Linked DNA regions of Homo sapiens: region 1 is linked to region 2. A link is a loop called in an ENCODE intact Hi-C map of the cell type or tissue named here. Cell type or tissue: CD14-positive monocyte. All regions are shown on one strand. Links, peaks and the distances in the headings refer to the core of each region. The heading gives the core; the rest is flanking DNA.

Region 1 (5,384 bases), core at 172-5,171, 48 kb before region 2:
GGAATTCCCTCTTCCGTATGGGTGGGCCCTTTTGGTGAGACTGCCCTGCCATCCCCTAGTTAAGTGATGGCCACAAGACCCAAGCCTGGCCAATCAGGTGTTCTCTCGAGTGGAGTCTGTAAAACCAAGATGGTGGTTATTGATTCCCCTAGGCAGAGGCCCCCTGAAGAGACTGCCCTTAGAGCCTGGAGCTACTCCAGTCCTAATCCTTCAGCTTTTCTAATTTTTCTCCCATTAAATTATTTTATCCCCTTGTTAACATTGTTAATTCACTTCTGTTGCTTGCAACAAAAACCCAAATTGACACACCAATACGTACTTCCTGGTATGGCAGGCTGGCGCTCTCCCACCAAACCCTCCTTCAGAAGGAAAGGGTGCTTTTACACCTTCTTAGAGCAGAATGTCTGAAGGGGAAGCTCTGACTTGGAACAACCACTCATAGAAAAGACTTCTCTGACGACATGACATTTGTTTGTAAATAAATGGCAGAGGAGTGCTCCAGTTGTGGTGCATTTTCTTGCTTAGAAGGAGTGCTAGGGAAGATAGTCCATGCTCTGGAATCAAACTGCCTGTCCTCAAATCCCGGCTTTGTGACTCAACTAAACCTCCGTTTCTTAATCTGTTAAAAGAGAATAGTTGCATCTACTTTTAGGGTAGTTAAAAATTAAATAAGATAATTCACGTAAAGTGTTTAACACAATGCTTGGTACATATAGATCCTCAACAAAGTGAGTTCATTGTGACAATATGCTTAAAATACACTTCTCTAGGTTTCCTTTAATTTGGTCTGTATGGCAGCTCTTTGGGATAATAAGATCAAGTAAATGCAATGTCCCTCAGGCGCAAAGATAGAATGTGACCCACTATCAATTGGACACGTGCTTAGAATTATTTAACTAGTAGTGATTGTAAGAGCCTTGAGTCAGAAACTGTTGAAATGAGTCTTGAGATAGAGCTCTCTCTATTTAATTACTATCTATTACAGTCAGTCTTCCCTGTCCATGGGTTCTGTGGCCAAGGATTTAACCAACCACAGAGAAAAAAATATTTGAAAAAAAAAAAAAACAATAAAAAATAGCAATACAACAATAAAAAATAATACAAATAAAAACCCAATACAGTATAATAATTATTTACACAGCATTTACATTGTATTAGGTATTATAAGTAATTAGAGATGATTTAAAGTATAAGAGAGGATGTGCGTAGGTTAAAGGCAAATACTATGCCATTTTATATCAGGGACTTGAGCATCCATGGATTTTGGTATGTGGGGGAGTTGGGTCTTGGAACTAATACCATGTGGATACCCAGGGACAACTGTACATTCGCTCTTTCTTTTTTACATTATCCCCTTTCATTCCTCTTTCCTCCTCACCTCTTTTTAGCCACAATCTCATAGCTGCACAGCAACTCGGATTCAAGAAATAGTTACTGAGAGTCAGGCCCTGTCCATACAGATGAATTAGGAGGCTTTCTGTGCTCAAGGCCTCAGTCTGGTTCTCACCTTCGTTTCCAGCATTTTCACCAATATTCAGCCTCTCAGGAACTCTTTTCTGAATGGTTGAAAGGACTTCCTAACTGACCTTTCACCTCTCTCCCCACTTCTTTCTTCCACCTTTCGAATCTCTCTGCTACATCAATCTCCCTGAAATTCAGCTCTCACCACCTATTTCTGCAAACCCCCTCTCGCCACATCGCGCCACATTACCTACCAAATAAAGCCAACAGTTTTCTTTCTGGTGTGTGGGGTCCTCCACAATATGGCGTCACCTTTCCTTCTCTCCTTCCTCCTGTTCCCCATGGCCCTGACCATCATCTGTCCTTCTCCAGCAGGCTCTGCATTCCCTATCCAGCTTTTGATCCATTTGCAATCCCCTCCTCACATGGGCCAAAACCCTGCCCATTCTATAAGGCCAGGAATAAATGCCGCTTTATAATTTGTCCCTGTTTCCCAAAGCCTGTAAAGGCTCTTCCTCCCCTCAGCCTCTACAGTGCATTGTAACTCTGTTTCAGCTTTATAGGACTCTGCCTTGTTTCATAGCTATTTAGGTAAGGCAGGAAGAACTTTCTGCCTGTGAAAAGGAGACACTGAAATGTACTTTCAAGGAAGGAGGGAAGAATTTAGCTTTCTCTGCAAGTTTTGAAGAAAGAGATCCATCTTTGAGGGAAATTTTATATGAGGTCTTGTCTGGAGGTCAGTCAATGAACTGATGGCCGCCAAAGGGTCTGGGTAATTAAAATTCTAGTAAATTTCTTGAGACGGTTTTAATTCCTTGAGACAGCACATGCATGTAGATCCGTAGGGAGAACACTAGAACAGGTTCTATTGAAGGAAACTAAGAACTATCATGGAGCTGTTTTCACTTTGCCAAAGGAAAGAGTAGCCAGGCCTCCTAGAGACTGGGCTGTTTTGGGGTTCTCCATACCTTGTTGGGACTAGGTAAGTTATTTTTCCTTCTTCTACGGTGATTTAGATCTTGGGATCCCTGTCCAATTCATTTCCTGGTTATTTGCAGAAATCTTGAGTATGTGGGTCCCTATCAGGAAACAGTGTGAAAGAGGGGAGATATTGGATTGCCAGCACTCTTCACATGTATTATGTGTTTAACTCCCATATCCACACATAAGGCAGAAATCATTTCCTCCATTTTTTAAAATGCCAAAATATTAGAAGTTTAGTGACTGGTTGAGGATTACTGAATAAGTGTTGAAATGGGTATTGAAACTGAGGTCATACTCTTCCTAATTCCATTCAAACCTCCCCCCACCCCTTTGTTGTCATCAGTTCTCCTTTTGGACTTTCTCTCCCATATGGCCCTAGAACTAACCTGTTGGCCCAACTTCCACCAATTTCTCACTGCCATATAAATCTGAGGCCTGTCCTTCACCTTCTCCCAGAATCAAAGGAGATTTGTGTGTGTGTGTGTCCCATTCTTTCTGGGCTATGTTATTAGCCAATCCAGAGATGATTACGAGCTAAACTATCAGTGATCTGTTATGACTCAAAGTCTATTATCCACCCGTGATTGTGGCTTTATTCATTTCTCCTTTAGTTCTATTCATTTTGCTTTATATATTTTAAAGTTTATGTGAGTAGGCATATACAAATTTAGGATTGTAAGGTCTTTCTGATGAACTAACTCTGTTATCATTATAAAATGTTTCTCTTTATCTCTGATAATATTTCTTGTCTTGAAGTCTATTTTGTCTAATAATAAAGCCACACCAGCTTTCTTATTATTAGAATTTGCATAACGATGTTTTTCCATCCTTTTACTTTCAGTATCTCTAAGGCCTTATGTTTGAAGTGTGTTTCCTGAAAACAGCATACAGTTGACATTGAGTTGTTTTTGTTTAAAAATCAAATCTAGGCCGGGCTTGGTGGCTTAGGCCTATAATCCCAGTACTTTGGGAGGCCAAGGCGGGTGGATCATTTGAGGTCAGGAGTTCGAGACCAGCCTGGCCAACATGGTGAAACCCCATCTCTACTAAAAATACAAAAATTAGCTGGGTGTGGTGGTGCACACCTGTAATCCCAGCTACTTGGGAGGCTAAGGCAGGAGAATTGCTTGAATGGGGACGTGGAGGTTGCAGTGACCCGAGATCACGGCATTGCACTCCAGCCTGGGTAACAAGAGTGAAACTCCATCTCAAGAAAAAAAAAAAGATCAATTCTGATAATATCTTTTAAATGGAGTGTTTAGTTCATTAACCTTTTATATTGTATAAAATTTAAGGTATACAACATGATGTTTTGATATATATAGCCATTCATTAACATTTAATGTAATTATTGATAAAGCTGGACTTATGTTTCCCATCTTGCTCTTTTAGGTCTTTTTGGTTTTAGGTTTTTCTTTTCTTTTCTTTTCTTTTCTTTTTAAAGAATTGCATTTGAATAGGAAACTCCTGGATACCATGCATCTAACCCTATTTGGTAATATTTTAGACAATCATAATGGATGAAGTAAAAGGGTCCTTCTGACATCTGCTATCTGTTGCCAAGTAAGCATTTGAACTTTTTGCTTATAAGTAAAGGAATGCCCTAATTATTTAACACTTAGGTCATTTTCAGTTTTTACTTCCAGAAATGGTACCTTAAAGATCATCTTCACACATAGCCTTTTCCTCCAGTTTTGGTCTGATATAATAGGATTGAGTTCCAGAAGGAGGATCTTTGGGTCAAAAATATTTAACATTTATTAAGTTACTGTATTGTTTTTCAAATGGGTGGTACCAATTTACCATGCAATCAGCGATGTATGAGAGTACATATTTTGCCACATCTTTACCAGTATTGAATGTTCCCAGTTAATTCAAATTTATTGTATTTATAAATCTAATTATACTATAATTTCTGGGATTATATTTAGTATATCTTAAAATTTTGATGTGCTATGAGAACCTCCAGAGCAGTAGGAAAAAATATAAAATATCCTATTTATTATGCTGAGAATTCTAAGAAGGTTTTTATCTAGGCAGAGTGAAAAATTGTGGAGTAGATCTAGGGAGACTGAAAAATTCCCTGGTTGGTTCCTGAAGAACACCATCACTACTTAAAAGACCTCTCTATCCTCTCTCCATCAAAATCTCATGCCAAATCTGCATTCTACTTCATTCTAAGGTATTATCTCAAAAGGAATTTGCAAGATGCAAATTTTCATGTACCTAAGGGATAGCTATATGCTTAGAATAGTGACTGGCCCCTCATGACATCAGTGGAAAATGAAAATCTTTGCTAATTAGGTGCCTTTGTAGTAAGAAAACATAATGATTTCTATTATGCAAATAAGTATGAGCATTTCTTTCATTATAAACTGCAATTCTTCTTTGTTATGTGAGAGCAAGGACTAATTTTATTTTCAGATCAATAGTTGGTATGCCGAGTTAATAGATGTGCAATGTTAATACAGTATAAAATAGCAAATTAGGCTACTTGGGTTTGAGAGCTTTTTTTTTTTTTTGAGACGGAGTCTCACTCTGTCGTCCAGCTGGAGTGCAAAATGGCACCATTTCGGCTCACTGCAACCTCTGCCTCTCAGGTTCAAGCAGTAGCCTCCCAAGTAGCTGGGATTATAGACATGCGCCACCACACTGGGCTAATTTTGTACTTTTAGTAGAGACAGGGTTTTGCCATTTTGGCCAGGCTGGTCTCGAACTCCTGACCTCAGGTGATCCACCCACCTCAGCCTCCCAAAATGCTGGGATTACAGGCATGAGCCACTGTGCCTGGCCTGGGAGCATCTTTTTAATCAGACCACATGACTATGGCTAGGTTGCATGAATCACTGCTGCTCTGGAGTTTTCTGGATTGCAGAGCTCTTCCTGATTGAAGCAGGCCTCCTGAAAAATCACAGTGGGACTTTGAATAAATACTTCCA
Region 2 (5,384 bases), core at 265-5,264:
TGGCTAATTGACTAGAAACATATCACACATCTATTTTAAATCCTATCATTGGCAAAGAGAGTGAAATTGCACAATTGGCTTGGGGCTGAAGAGAAACTTGGCTTTCTCTGAAGCACAGACCCTCCCAAAATCTGAATCAGGTATGAGTTCAATTAACAAGGAAGAAGTTGGTGGATCCTTGCTGTCTAGGCCATCAGTAGAGTCTGTCATCCTTTTTAAAGCAGGGCTTTAGAGAGCTTTCCACAACACAGCACACATAGAAAATTCTAGTACAGGCTGGGCACGGTGGCTCACGCCTGTAATCCCAGCACTTTGGGAGGCCAAGGCGGGTGGATCACTTGAGGTCAGGAGTTCGAGACCAGCCTGACAAACATGGTGAAACCCTGTCTCTACTAAAAATACAAAATTAGCTGGGTGTGGTAGTACACACCTGTAAACCCAGCTACTTGGGAGGCTGAGGCAGGAGAATCGCTTGAACCCAGGAGGCAGAGGTTGCAGTGAGCCGAGATCGCTCCGTTGCACTCCAGCCTGGGCATCTCAAAAAAAAAAAAAGAAGAAAAGAAAATTCTAGTACAATATTTGCATGGCATTCTGAAGTAAATTGGGGAGCTTCAATATGGGGCTTGGTGAAAATTACTATCTTTATGATACATAATTATAATAAAAGTAAAATACAAAGTATTGAGAAAGATATGACACATTGAATTTGTATAAAACTTCCAAATAAAACCTTTTCAGGTTGTAACACAAGAAACCTGAGCTTGCTTCTAGAGACACATATTTTTCTATTTCAGGTTTTATGTTGAAATAGCTACACTGAACTCTTGATCAAGACTTTTCTTTCAATGATGATTTCTTCAAATTCTTTATAGTCACCAGAGGAGAACTTTATTCTTAAAATAGGTGATAAAAATAATTAAATTGGCCAGGTGCGGTGGCTAACACCTGTAATCCCAGCACCTTGGGAGGCCAAGGTGGGCGGATCACAAGGTCAGGAGTTTGAGACCAGCCTGGCCAACATGGTGAAACCCCGTCTCTACTAAAAATACAAAAATTAGCTGCGTGTGGTGGCACACGCCTGTAGTCTCAGCTACTTGGGAGGCTGAGGCAGAAGAATCGCTTGAATCTGGGAGGCGGAGGTTGCAGTGAGCCAAGATCCTGCCACTGCACCCAGCCTGGGTGACAGAGCGAGACTTAGTCTCAAAAAAAAAAAAAAATTAGCTGGGCGTGGTGGTGTGCACCTGTAATCTCAGCTACTTGGGAGGCTGAGGCAGAGGAATTGCTTGAATCAGGAAGGTGGAGGTTGCAGTGAGCCGAGATCACGCCGCTGCATTCCAGCCTGGGCGACAGAGCGAGACTCCATCTCAAAAAAAAAAAAAAATTTTTTTAAACCATTTTTACAACCATTTGAACATTTTCTGCAGTTGCAAATCTATTTAAAAAATTAATAGGTCTTCTTTTTCTTTCACTGACAAATATAACAGTGAAATTTCTTTTATTAATGAAAGTGGATTTCAAACTCATTTGAACTTTTTCATAACAGGTCTTTCAAAATCATGACACTGTTCTAATGTACATATGAAATGGTAAAGTGGGTATTATTACCTAGCCAAGATGCCGGTACAAAGGCACCTCAGGTACAAGTGGACAGAGGTGTACGGTATAGATGAAAAAAATGCCTCCTGGATGAGCCCTTCCAGAGCCCTGTATTCAGTCTCCATTTTGCCCCTCTGTTTAATAATTGCACTTGGGACATAAACTCCCCCAGCAGCTCCATAGGTCCTTGTCTTCCAAGGGCATGGTGTGATCCATAGCCACCTGCTTGGGGAATCACCCTTTCCCCATGCTTAATAGGTTACTCAATAGGTTACTCTAGAACAGTGGTTTTCTGAGTGTATTCCCCAGACCAGAAGCAAGAGCATCATCTGGGAGCTAGTTAGAAATGCAAATTCTGGGGTCTTACCCTAGACCTATTGAATCAGAAACTCGGGGTGGGCCCAGCCTGTGTGTCACAAGCCCTCCAGGTGATTCTAATGCGCCCTCAAGTTTGAGGGCTATAGTTGCAAACACTGAAGACAGATGTTGCTCATCATGCCCAACTATACATGCCCTGTTAGTCCTCACTCCAACCGTGGACTGAGAGGATTGCGATCTTGTGGTTAGCTTGTGTCTTACTCCATTTGTGTTGCTATAAAAGAATACTTGAGGCTGGGTACTTTATTGAGAAATTTTGGCTCAAGTTCTGCAGGCTGTAGGATAACGGTATCAGCACCTGCTTCTGGTGAGGGCCTCAGGAATCTTCCACTCATGGCGGAAGGCAAAAGGGAGCAGGCATTACATGGTGAGGGAGGAAGGAAGATTGAGGGGCAGGGTCAGAATCTTTTAATAATCAGTTCTCAGGGGAACTGAGAGAGTGAGAACTCACTCACTACCACGAAGACAGCACCAGGCCATTCATGAAGGATCTGCCCCCATGATCCAAACACCTCCCACTAGGCCCCACCTCCAACATTGGGGATCAGATTTCAACTCGAGGTTTGGAGGGGACAAACATCTAAACTATATCAAACTGTGACTCATCCAAGGCACACAGTCTCTGCTCCAAAGCAAGGGTGCAGCTCCACCTCTTGCCTCTGGCAGTTTTGAATGAAATAGCTGAAAGCAGAAAGCAGGACAGAACAACAGCCAGGGGAGGAAGGCCTGAGGCAGCCACCCATGGGATAGTTAGGGCCCATTGTATGTTTCCTTGGCTGTGGAAGTCATATTTCCCTTAGCATTGTTTAAAGTTGTCCAAGATTGATAATGGTGACAAGCCTGCCTCTGTCCCCATCAGAACTCCAGAGAGCAGGAGTAGCCGATCTCAGCCATTGGTGCCACCCACACGGGAAATGAGAGCACTTCCTCTTTTACACACACACACACACACACACACACACACACACACACACACACATCATTAGCAGTTATGGTTGGGCACTGTCTCACAAGATCTCACCTCCTATAGGGCTTGTCCCTTTGTTCATGAGGAAAGATGGGACCAGAATGCTGTGGGATGCAAAATCAATTCATTAGATCACAGGGTGCCTGGAAAGTGGTGTTAGATTTTTGACTTTAGAGAGAGGGTCTAGCAGACACTCAACCACTTACCAGATGTCCCTGAGTCTACTGCTCAAAGTCAAGACAGTCTTTCCTTCCAGGGTAACACTTTTGGTAGTCAATAAAATGTGCATGACAGCAGAGGGTGGCACTGGTCCTAAGGAAGAATTTACACTGGGCTTTGTCTCTCCCCTCTGGTGTGTTTGTTTCTTACCCTTGGAGGGTGATTTAGGATGGAGAGCTGAGAGGGTACCCAAGAGCCAAGGGGCATCATTTTCCATTCCATTCCTCACCAGCTGGACAAAATAGTACTATGCCTTGATATTGTGGTACTGACTACCCTATAGCATTTGATGCTTAAAAAGCATTTTCACATACTGGATCTTTGGAGTCTCCCTAGGACAGTAGTATGAAGGAGAATTTGAACCTCAGCATAAGTGACTTGCCCACGGGAATATGTTTGATTTGTGCAAGTGGAGATCTGAACACAAAGTATCTGGATCTAAGCACTGTCCTCTTCTTGCCCCAAAACAAGACCTCCTTGCCGCTTCACCTTGCTCATCCTCAGCAGGTCAGGGTCAGTTTCTTTCCTACAGACTTTAATGACGAAACTTTCTGAGACTTGCTTTGTCTAAGAAAACCATCTCATGTTGTTAAACATCTTCAGGCTTGGGAAATTCTTCTTATATTGGACTAACATCCTTGCTTTAAAAATCGTAAGTAAGCCCATTTTTTCTCTTTCCTTCCTGGTAAAAAGTGGGGTATAGTAATAACAACAACTAAATTTATCGAGCATCACTATATTCTAGGCATGCTTCCTCAACTTCATGAGGAAAGTACTATTATAACCCCATTTTATAGATAAGGAAAACCCCATTTTATAGATAAGGAAAAACGAGGCATAAGATGTTAAGAACTGGTATAACTGGCCCAAGATGGAAAAAAACAGAGGCGTAGGATGTTAAATAACTTGTCAGAGTTAAAATGGCTAATGAGTGATTATGTAGGGATTTGAGCCCAGGTGGTTTGACTCCAGAATCTATGTGCCTGATTCCAGGACCATGTTGACTTTAAGTAAAAAAAAAAGAGATCCCTGATAACTTGCTTTCTTTGTGTATCTCAGTGTAATTCCTTCATTCTCTCTCAAAATAAATCCAGCTGCTTTTGTAGTTTTCCCCAGGTGTTACTTACCATTCAGTTAATCTCTTTTTTCCCCCCTGTTAGCTGCACTTCAGCAGTAAACACATTTGGGAGGCTGTTCTAACATTCTTTTACTCCTGGGTTATTACTTCCACTGTGGCAAAACTGTTATACCAAATTTGGGTGTAGATCTCCCTTAGGAAGTTTTTCCAGGTCCTGCTTCTACATGACCAACAGGAATCTCCACTCCTGTTTCCTCCAGGCAACACACTTCAAAGTTCACATTAGACAGACTCAGCTAACCATTATTCTTGAGGCTGCTATAAAATTTCCCAATGTAATCAGTACGAAAGATTTCTATCATTTTGCATAATTTTAGGTTAATTTACATGAAGTAATTAAAATAAAGACAAACTAAAGTCTAAACTGTCGGTTGAACCTGTTTTGTTGTTGTTGTTTTGATTTGTTTTTTGAGAAAGGGTCTTGCTGTGTATCTCAGGCTGCAAGCTGGAGTGCACTGGTGCAATTATGGCTCACTGCAGCCTCCACTTCCCAGGCTCAAGCAATCTGCCCACCTAAACCTCCAGCAAAGCTGTTTATTATGTTTAGTAGAGATGGGGTCTCCCTATGTTGCCCAGGCTGGTCTTGAACTCCTGAGCTCAAGCAATCCCCCTGCCTCAGCCTCCCAAAGTGCTGGAATTATAGGCGTGAGACACTGCACCTAGCCTGAACCTGTTTTAAAAGCTTGGAATTCAGAAACACTGAAAGGAGTGTGTATTAAAAGAACTACCTGAGACTGGGTAATTTATAAAGAAAAGAGGTTTAATTGGCTCACGGTTCTGCAGGCTGTACAGCAAAAATAGCTGGGGAGGCCTCAGGAAACTTAGAATCATGGTGGAAGGCAAAGGGGAAGCAGGCACGTTTTACGTGGCTGGAGGAGGGGGAAGAGAGAGAAGGGGGAGGAGCTACACATTTTTAAACAACCAGATCTTGTGAGAACTCACTCACTATCAGAAGAACAGCAAGGGGGATATCCACCCCCATGATCCGATAACCTCCCACCAGGCCCCTCTTCCAACATTGGGGATTACAATTTGACATGAGATTTGGGTAGAGACACAAATCCAAACCATATCAGAATGGGATTA

Evidence for each region. A loop is a pair of places that touch in the nucleus more often than their neighbours do. Peaks named below come from ENCODE experiments on the same cell type or tissue, not always from the same donor. Only the 100,000 strongest peaks of a DNase experiment are listed, where the experiment ranks them.
Region 1: a loop joins it to region 2, with 1.8 times the contacts of the local background. A loop is called at or near these places in 1 of 110 quality-filtered maps.

The regions. Positions count from the first base shown.
Region 1 is chr7:27,321,716-27,327,099 of GRCh38, forward strand. No RefSeq gene overlaps it. Among named protein-coding and RNA genes, the nearest start is that of EVX1-AS, 77 kb to the left of the region's middle. In CD14-positive monocyte, for the core only: no CTCF peak of the experiment used is centred there; a DNase peak (open chromatin) is centred at 2,756.
Region 2 is chr7:27,369,942-27,375,325 of GRCh38, forward strand. No RefSeq gene overlaps it. Among named protein-coding and RNA genes, the nearest start is that of EVX1-AS, 130 kb to the left of the region's middle. In CD14-positive monocyte, for the core only: no CTCF peak of the experiment used is centred there; a DNase peak (open chromatin) is centred at 2,890.